Regions from separate parts of the Mus musculus genome. Here region 2 is linked to region 1. A link is a loop called in an ENCODE intact Hi-C map of the cell type or tissue named here. Cell type or tissue: gastrocnemius. All regions are shown on one strand.

The links. Hi-C counts contacts between places; a loop is a spot of excess contacts. Peaks named below come from ENCODE experiments on the same cell type or tissue, not always from the same donor. Only the 100,000 strongest peaks of a DNase experiment are listed, where the experiment ranks them.
Region 2: it touches region 1 in a loop (2.1-fold over the local background); 1 of 42 quality-filtered maps calls a loop at or near these places.

The regions. Positions count from the first base shown.
Region 1 is chr11:120,287,017-120,292,016 of GRCm38, forward strand. It overlaps Bahcc1 (BAH domain and coiled-coil containing 1), which reads left to right. Exons shown (of 28, transcript NM_001347621.2): 26 at 1-1,088; 27 at 2,292-2,528; 28 at 2,661-5,000. The coding sequence ends at 2,867. Among named protein-coding and RNA genes, the nearest start is that of Gm11772, 51 kb to the left of the region's middle. In gastrocnemius, no CTCF peak of the experiment used is centred here; a DNase peak (open chromatin) is centred at 2,812.
Region 2 is chr11:119,948,129-119,953,128 of GRCm38, forward strand. The region is part of intron 1 of Baiap2 (brain-specific angiogenesis inhibitor 1-associated protein 2); the gene reads left to right. Among named protein-coding and RNA genes, the nearest start is that of Gm11767, 7.5 kb to the left of the region's middle. In gastrocnemius, a CTCF peak has its summit at 2,001 (motif pointing right); DNase peaks (open chromatin) are centred at 860, 2,614 and 4,530; H3K27ac peaks cover 745 bases.

The DNA.
Region 1 (5,000 bases):
CAGCAGTGGCTCAGACCAAGCGGAAAGCGGTGGCTGCGGCAGCGGCGGCGGCAGGTGGCAAAGGGCCGGGGGTACTACAGAACCTCTTCCAGCTCAACGGAAGCACCAAGAAGCTGCGGGCCCGGGACACCCTGTTTCCCATGCATAGCATGGCTACCCCCGTGTTTGGTAACAGCTTCCGAGCTGACTCCTTCAGCAGCCTGGCGAGTTCCTACACACCCTTCCTTGGAGGGGCTGGGGCAGGCCTTCCCGGAGGAGCCCACAAGCTGCTTAGGGCCAAGAAGGCTGAACGGGCTGAAGCAGAAAAGGCCGGGAGGCGGCGGGCAGGCGGCGAGTTTCTGGTTAAGCTGGACCATGAGGGTGTGACCTCCCCCAAAAACAAAAACTGCAAGGCCCTGCTCATGAGCGACAAGGACTTCGGACCCAAGCTGGGGCGACCTCTTAGCAACCCCAGTTACGCACACCCAGCCCTCATTGGCAAGGACAAGAAGGGTCGGGCGCCTGTGCATCCGCTACCCATGGGGCTGGCTCTGCGCAAGTACCCACTGCCCTGTGATAGTGACTGCCCCAGCTCCTACTCCGATGAGGACGAGGATGGGCCGGGGCTGGCCACCGGTGTTCCCTCCCGATTCCTCACCCGCCTATCCATGTCGTCGTCCTCCTCTGGCTCGTCCACGTCTTCTTCCTCAGGCTCCGTGTCCACGTCCAGCCTCTGTTCCTCAGACAATGAGGACTCATCTTATAGCTCAGATGACGAGGACCCTGCCCTGCTGCTGCAGACCTGTCTCACCCGCCCTGTGCCCGCCCTCCTGGCCCCACCCGAAGCCCTGCGCTCTAAGGGTAGCAGCCCCCACGCGCACACCCACGCCCAGCGCTGCTTCCTGTCCAGGGCTGGGGTGGCTGGTGCAGGTGCAGGGGCCAGCCCCAGTGGTAGCAAATCCAAGTTCAAGCGCAAGGAGGCCCTGAGCTTCTCCAAAGCCAAAGAGCTTTCTCGGAGGCAACGGCTGCCCTCCGTAGAAAACCGGCCAAAGATCTCAGCCTTCCTGCCTGCCCGGCAGCTCTGGAAGTGGTCAGGAAACCCCACGCAGGTAGGTGGCCTGTCTCCCAGCACCCACATAGGGCAGCTCACAACCGTCCCTAACTCTAACTATAGGGGGAATCTGTGCATTCACATAGTTTTTGTTGTTATTTGGGTTTGGTGGTGGTGGTTTGGTTTTTGTTAAGGTTTTTTTCCCCCACTATAGAGTTTCTCTGTGTAACCCAGGCTGGCCTCGAACTCAGATCCATCTTTCTCTGTCTCCTGAATTCTGTTTGTTTTTTAAAGATCTATTTATTTCATTTATGAGTATACAGTAGCTGTCTTCAGACACACCAAAAGAGGGCATCGGATCCTATTATAGATGGTTGTGAGCCACCATGTGGTTGCTGGGAATTGAACTCTGGACCTCTGGAAAAGCAGTCAGTGCTCTTAACCGCTGAGCCATCTCTGTAGCCCTGGTTTTTCTTTTGGTTTGTTTGTTTGGGGGGTTGGTTTTGGTTTTATTTTGATTTTTATTTTCTTAAGCCTTTTTGGAAACCCTCAGGCAACGACAGAAACCCACCAGTAACCTAATGAGACAAATAGCCAGCACTGTGATTGGTACATTAGAGCGTCGTCTTGCATGTGTGGTCACACAAATGACCCGCACATTGGGAGTGTGTTCTGCTTGCTTTTCACGCTGCTCTGCCCCTTGGCTGTGCCGCCAGAGGAGACTCTCCTGCTGACCAATCTGCAGGGGACCTGCGCTTGTTTGTGGGCTTGCTGTTTGTTTGTGTTGGCTTTTTGGTGTTTGGTTGGACAGTGTCTCACTGTGTAGCCCTGGCTCGCCTGAAACTTGCTCTGTAGACCAGGCTAGCCTGGAACTCAACAGAGATCCACCTGCCCCTACCTTCAGAATGCTGGGATTAAAGGTGCAGTGTACCACCTTGCTCAGCTATCTGTGGGCTTTTTTTATACCCTTGTAAACCAGGCTGCAGTGAGCATCTCATCTACGTTTCTGCCTTTGAACTCTGCTGGTGTTTCTGTCATGACCAGTGTGCAGAGATATTCCGAGTGTAGCCCACCTCATAGGGAACCTGTGGTGGCCATGACACTTCTTCACCCATCCTGTGCCCATTTTCTGCCCTCCCAAACACATGCAGAGACACACCACCTGTCCCCTCTGCGTGCTCTCAGTTTCCCTGGCCACCACCTTTTCTCAAGCATCCTGTGTCCCTCCTCATCCTTCCGTATCCGCTGGTCTGCCCTGCAGAGACGAGGCATGAAGGGGAAAGCCAGGAAACTATTCTACAAGGCCATTGTCCGAGGCAAGGAGACACTGCGCATCGGGGACTGTGCGGTCTTCCTTTCGGCCGGCCGGCCCAACCTGCCCTACATAGGCCGCATCGAGAGCTTGTGGGAGTCCTGGGGCAGCAACATGGTGGTGAAGGTCAAATGGTTCTACCACCCAGAGGAGACCAAGCTGGGGAAGCGGCAGAGTGACGGGAAGGTGAGGTGTGGGCAGGTGCGGTGGGGGCCCAGCCCCTGCCCTGGGTCTCTGGGGGAATGGGCGCTTTCCTTGGGTGTGGCATGTTTCTGCCGAGGTCGGCCCCGACACTGTATGTGTTCCCTCGCCCGGCAGAACGCACTGTACCAGTCCTGCCACGAAGATGAGAATGACGTGCAGACCATCTCCCACAAATGTCAGGTGGTGGGCCGAGAGCAGTATGAACAGATGATGCGGGGCCGCAAGTACCAGGACCAGCAGGACCTGTACTACTTGGCAGGCACCTATGATCCTACTACTGGGCGCCTGGTGACAGCTGACGGCGTGCCCGTCCTGTGCTGAGCTGCTTCTGCCTCTGCCCACCCTCGCCCATGACTGCAGCCAAGAGGTCAGCCAGCCAGGAGCTGGTCTGAGCAAATATGCAACCCCCCCAAGGCGGGATCAGGCTTCTCTTCGAAGTTCTCTGGAGAGAGCTCCTAGGATAGACCCCCCGAGTCCCATCCTAGCTGCTCCAGGGGGAGAGCCAGGCTGGTCCCACGGGGACCGGCTGCTCTGCCGCTGCACCGCAGTTCTCGAGAGATTAGAATCCAAGCCATATTTCCCTAGTACCTCCGACTGTCTCCCACCAGGGAAAGCAGAAATCAGGTGTGTTGTCTATTTATTTCTCTATGTAAATATTGTATTTCTGTGGGGAAGTTTTATGGGGGAAAAAGTGGAAAAGAATTTTCCCCACCTTTGCGACAAGGGTGGATGCGCGACGAGGGTGTGTGTGTGTGTGTGTGTGTGTGTGTGTGTGCGTGCGCGTATGCGTGTGTGCGTGTAGGGGTTTTTGTCCTGGGGTTTTCTTTGGAAGTGCACTGTTCTCAGCCTAGTTGAATTCCAACAGGGGCATCTGTGACTGCAGAGGCTGCTGGAATGGGGGCGTGGCCAAAGGCCGTGGGATGGTCACATGAGACCCAGTCATACCCTCCAATCTCTTGGGGGCCAACTGTGAAGGAAATTACACTGCGGTTTATTTCCTTTCAATACATCCCATCCATGAAAGTATTTGGGTGGGGGCAGTGATGGCGGTCCCCTGGAACGACCAGGGGTTCCAACCACAGGATGAGAACCAGGATCAGCCTGCGGGCCGGTACCGGCCTGCCCCACTCTACAGCCCAGGAGTATGGCAACAGCCACGTATCTCTTACCTCTGTTTAAAACAAAACAAATGAACAAATATTTTGAAATATCAATAAGAAAAATGGATGTTTAGACTTTCTTTCCTGAATATTCCAAGTTATTTCTGGTTTCCGTTTCCATGGCCAGTTTGATGCAGGGAGAGAAGCCTGGCCTTGCTCGAGCAGGGTGCAGGCGGCCCCCGGCCCCCTCCGTCCCCACCAGCTCTCGGCCCCTTCCTTATCCTCCAGGGCAACAGCTGCCTTCCCCCAAGAGCTGCAGGGCTTCCAATGGTGCAGCTGGTCCAGCTCCCTGTCTGGGCCAGAATTTGGGGCCCGTCTGGGGCTGGTCCACAGTTCTGCATGAGAACATTCTCACCACTAAGATGCACCCCCTTTCCCCACCAGATACTTTCCCTGGGGTCCCACCACCTCTGGATAGCCTCAAGTGTGGATAGCCATGAGGCTGAGCCAGAGGTTCTGGAGTCACAACAGTAGAAAGGCGATGCTGCTCACCCAAGGGGGCGCCCATCCGGCTCCCCTTCTCTCAACCTAGACCCTGATCCTGGGCCCCCTCTGCCCACCCCACACCTACACAGTTTCTGGACCTTTTTTATATCCACTCAGCAGGGCAGATAGCATGGCAGGCTCATGCACAGAGTATATACAACAAGGGTCCCTTCTGGCCTCTTGTACACACATCCTGACCCCAAGTACCAGGAAAGCCAGGCAGTCCTCACTTCTCCCATGATGGAAAGAGCAGGCTAGACCCATGGACCAAAAGCCTTTGTTCTCAGAAATGCCTTGTGGCACCCGTGCTCCCCAGTGTCCACTCGGCCAAGGCTTCCTAGGAAGTGGGGAGTACTGGAGGTCACCCAGCCCTAACTGGGAACCCCCGGCCTCTCTTCCTTTGCTCAGGCCCGCCAAGAGTCTATCCTGATCCCAGGGACTCTGTTTTTCTTACTAGTTGCTCCAAGGGTCCCTCTTGGTGGTCCACAGGAACACCAAGGGTGCCCGTTCCTGGCTGTCCCACCACCCTGAGGGTTTCTGTTCTCCACATGAGTGCAATATTCCATCCTTGGTGGTCATCAGAAGAGATGACCACCAGGGTCCTGCTCACAGCCAGGGAATCAGGAAGATGGTGACTTAAGAATCAAGACCAGGGCTGTCACTAGAAAGGCTGCCCGGAACCCCAGTACCCAGGAGCCCCGGAGCAAGTAGAAAGGCTGTTGTCCTGTGTGCTACCTTCTCCGCGTTTCTTCTGCCCTCTGCTGAACTGTCCTCTTGCTCTGTCTTTATCTTTAGGTCCCCCCATCCT
Region 2 (5,000 bases), 340 kb before region 1:
TGTCACTGCAGGAGCAGAGGGAGTGTCTTTGCTTAGCCCCTCATAGTTCCCTCTTTGCTAAATATTCTGGACTAGTGTTGCCTGTGTCTGTTATCATGTGGACACTTGGACAGTTGATTGCTGCTGACTAGGGCAGGTGCCTTGTGCTTTGTCTCAGTTCCTGGTGATCCTCTCCAGGACCTCCCATGGTGCCTTCCTGTCCTGGCTTAGAGCTCTCCTGAGGCCTCAAGGTAGAGAAGCTGCACTCCCTGAAAGGCCTGTGCTCAGGGCAACTGTCAGCTTACCTAATTTAGCTGTTCCACTGTGCTGTGTTGTGATCCCTGCCTGTGCCTGGAATAATTACTGACAGGCGTGGACCACATTGCCACCTTCTTCCAACCCCCTGCCACCCCCTTCTCTGAGTCATCCCTAGCCTCATTGTGCAAGTACAGCTGCGTGATGACTTGAGGAGCCTCAGCCTGGGGCGGCAGGGAGGTCGAGGGGCACAGCTGCACCCCTGAACTGTATCCTAGGAAACTTCAGACTACAGGTCCAGAGGGAGACTACCCCAGACAGTATGAACTGCTCATCAGATCCTTCCCACACCTACCATGCACTCCCAAGGTCCAGGCTCAATAACTTAGGACCCATTTGACCCCGTGACCAGGGTGACTTATCTCTCTGATGTATTCTCAGGGCCTGGAACAGTGGCCAGACTCTGATAGGAACCCAGCAGTAGTTGGAACTGGTTGAGTTTCATTTCTTGGTTCTGAAGAGGTGACATTGGAATTGCCATCTGCCCACACTCAGGGGCTGCTGTTCAGCTCTTGGCCTGAGGAGCCTTGGCCCAGCATGTTCTGTTTCCCTGGAGGTGCTGACCCAGTTGTGTGGCTGGCAATCAGGTCAAAATGTTAGCCGCAAGAGCTTTGTCCTGCTGGGTCCTGGAGTCTCTGAGCCTGGTCCCTTGCCAGAGAGATTAGAAAGCAGGGAGTGAGAAGGGAGAAGAGTGGCCAGGGTGGCATGGGGAGAGTGAAAGGTGGGACATTAGCTGTTGGTTTCCAAGGAGTCACCTTGAGAACCTTGGGCAGGCCCGAGCTTCGTGTCTGTGCAGGCCTCTTGCAGCTGAGCTGCTGCCAACATTGACAGGAACCCCTTTCTGACTGCTGTAGTGCAGTGGGGGGGGGGGGGGCTGACACCCAGCTCCCTCAACTGTTCCCTACTTTACAGCCCTCACCAGGACCTTTTCTGCCTACTCCAGAGTGGGCTGCCATAAAGAAATGTCTGGTCCTTGGACGCAGGCACCAGTTGAAAGCTGGCCCTTTCCCCACTTACCCTGAGCTGTGTAACCTGGGCTGTGGCATGAACACTGCAATACCCCAGGGCCTGGTGAAGACAGTTTTGATGTGCTAGCTCAAGATCCTGTTCCCTCTGGGGGAAGAAGTTCTGCACAGAATACCTCAGGCCCAGATGCAAGAGACCAAGAGACCCAAGTGGAAGTGAGAAAGTTTTCCTTCTGACTTGGGATTGTGATTTCATACTTGTTGTAGGTGTGTGTGTGTGTGTGTGCGCGCGCGCATCTGTTTTGAGACAGGGTCTCACTATAAATAGTTCTGGTTGGCCTGGAACTCTCTGTGTAGACAAAACTCACTTGGAGGTCTTAGAGACCCACCGCCTCTGAGGCATGGGCCACCACTGCAGCTGTTCTTGAATGTAGAACTTGGTGATAGAGCATTTTCCTAGCGTTCTCAAGACTCCAGTGTTCTATGCAGTGCTGGGGAATGGGGTAGGAGAGCTGGACACGGTGGTTCACGCCTATAATCCCGGCTTTTGGGGCCGAGGCAGAATTCCTTTGAGGCCAGTCCTTAGAAGGCCAGTCCAGGATACATAGTTGAGTTCCAAGTCAGGCAGGTTACAGAGTGAGATCCTGTCTCAAAAAGCCAGATGGGGTATAAATATCAGATTTTAAAAAAAGAATTATTTATTATTATAGATAAGTACACTGTTGCTGTCTTCAGATGCACCAGAAGAGGGCATCAGATCTCATTACAGGTGGTTGTGAGCCACCATGTGGTTGCTGGGATTTGAACTCCGGACCTCTGGGAGAGCAGTCAATGCTCTTACCCGCTGAACCATCTCGCCAGCCCCAGATTTCTTTTTAAATGTTAGGATTTCCACAGACGTTACCTACATTTGGAAATCACTTCCTTCTGAGCTGCATTTTAGCTCAGGGATGTCAGCCTCTGAGGGTCCCCAACACTTGCCCCTGAACATTAGGGGTATTGATAAAACACTTTGAGGGGATCTCTGGGATTGTCTTTCAAGCTTCCATAGTGCCTGCACTACTATTTTTGTTGCGGCCACTTTCTGGTTTTTAGTCAGCAGCCAGCCCTCCTCATCCTCTTCATGATCCAATAGTTTGTAGACTGAAGTATACAGTCATGGCAGGGGAAAGTCACCAAAGAGGATTGTGTCTGATGATCCACACATGCCCCAGCCACTGCTGGTGATGGCACAAAGAAGTGTGGACATTGGAAAGCATGGCAGCAAGTCTGCAGTGGAAGAAGCGTGCCCTTGACGATGGGATGAGACGGGATGGTAGGATCCACAGGAGCCTTGGTCTTATTGGACCCTTGCCAGGCCAGGGCAGAGCCTGATCCTAACAGAGCCAGTGCATTGCTGCATACCTACTGGGCTTTTACACTGCAGGGAGAAGGGAGCTGGAGGCAGAGGTGCCTGAAATGGACCAAACCTGGGTCCCTCTGCACACTGCACCCCTCTTTGTCTTTTATAGAGGCTTACAGAGCCTGTCTCTACTCTGACAGTGACCATCTCAGGTTGGTGAGGCGTGCTGTCCATCTTCATCCATGGTAGACCCATCCTGCCCTGGGACTGGGAATCTTGGACTTGGATGACAAGTTGGGTAGGGTTGAGAGGTGTTGAGAGCCTTGGGCTGTGGTCAGACCAGTAGCCTGCATCCCAGCCCTGTTTCAGGAGAGGCCCAGGTGCTTAAGGCTGGACTACTATGTGTTGTGAGGAGCAGGTGTTGGCCATGAGAGCCTCAACTTGGCTGTCTGTGGACTTGGATGGCTTCTTGCTGCTCACCTAGGCACAGCTGAGGGTCCCGAGTGCATGACTGCTTTATGAAGGCGCGTCGGTGGTGTGAATGAAGTACCACATCGACCGGCATTTGCTGACAGGAAACTGAGCTGGGCTTCAGACTAGACTTGGACTCTGGTGTTTCTTCACTTGGCCATCCTTCTGTGTATCTGTGTTGTGGTCTCTTTCTATAAAGAGACGAGCCAGACTGACTAGAGCCCTCCCTCACTAGTGACCTTGTTTAACCTTATTGACCTCTGTAAAGACTATTCAAATTTAGACCATGGTGACTAGAGGCTCAGCGCATGTGGCCATGACATCATCTGCCCCACAGTTGGCAGGAGTGACGTTCTGAGGGCTGTCTGTCTCTATCATGGTGACCTGTCTTTCTAGGCTAATTGTATTTCTTGTTCTTTCTAATTTAAGCAAATTGCGGTTTTCAGCTTATGTCATTGGGTCCCCATCGTGTCATGCTGTGATATCATACCGCACCCAATCAAGAATTTGGATCCAGGAATCAGGCATGGTGGTGCACACCTTGGGAGACAGTGGCAGGAGGATCTCTGTGAGTTCAAGGCCAGCCTAGTCTATATAACAAGGTCAAGGACAACCAGGGCTACATAGAAAGACCATGTCTTTTAAAAAAATGGAGTTTGTTGAGTAACAGTTTGGATGTGCCTCTCCCTGCACTAACCACCCAACTACCCAAAAAGAAAATCTGTGACCCAAACCATGGTAACCAGCTGTGGCGCCTGTCTGTTGGGAAGCTGTGCTTTTGTGGAGGTTGGGATGAGCGGGACATTCCTGTCACAGGCAGGAAAGACATAGTTAAACTGGTTTCATGTCCAGACTTCTGGAATAATGGGTGTTGACCAGTTCCTGTGGTGGTGGCTGCCACACAGGGCAGATGGTTCGGACCTGGTTTCTGGATTTCCTGGAGACCACTGGACTAGCCTTTACAGCACATGCTGACCAAGGATTTCTTGGTGTAGGGACTAGGCTGGGTGTAAGACCCTGGTGTGGCTTTTGCCTTTGGGGACCTTGTGCAGGAGGTCAGATTTAGAGTGCCGGAAACCTTTAGAGACTCCGGAAACAGTCTGGGAAGAGGGGTTCCAATGTCAGGTAACTTAGGGGCAGTTGTGCTCGCCTCTGTACCCTGTGAGCTTAGCTTCTATGAAGACTCACCAATCCTTCACAGGGGTGTAAGGCCAGCAAAAGCAAGCTCAGTGTTGTTTTGTTTTGTTTTGTTTTTTGTGCCTGTCACTGTCACTGTGTTATTTGCTGCAGTCTCAGATGGTCATTTCTGGTGCTTCTAATGCTGGCTGTGGGGTGGGGGACAGCTGGGGTTATAGGAAGGAGGCCCTTTCTTCTGGCTCTTCCTGATGGGAGGCCACCATGACTATCATATCCAGGCACCCTGCCAAAGACACAGAGTCTCTTTCTTAATTTTGGCAGCTTCTCCAGGGGAGCTATCAGAGCTGAGAAACTAGAACTACCACGTTGGGGGTTGGGGTGAGGCCAGTGCTCAGATTCTGCTGGAGCCCATTGTGTGGCATCTGGGTTCCCCTTCCAGCTCCTGGAAGGTACTGGAGTCTGTCCATCTCTTCTATTACCTGCCTACATCCCTAGTGGACTGAAGCTGGCCTGTGGGTCTGGTAGGACCTACCACTCCCTCAGAAGCTAGGAGTCTAGTGCTCTGTTCTGGAACAGTCCTGTTTCTCTTCCTGCTTCACAGAGAGACATAGGTTTTCTGATGCTGCACATGCTTCAGAGCCTTCCACGGGCTGCTAAGGAGCCCTGGGCTAAGGCCTATGTGCCAGGAGTATTCTCACTCAGTCTGTTTCTTTCTCTTCTGCCCAGAACAGAGAGGGGTTGGCCACAGCCTTGGGCAGGGGCACACTGCAGAAATGAGGCATGGAGGGTGG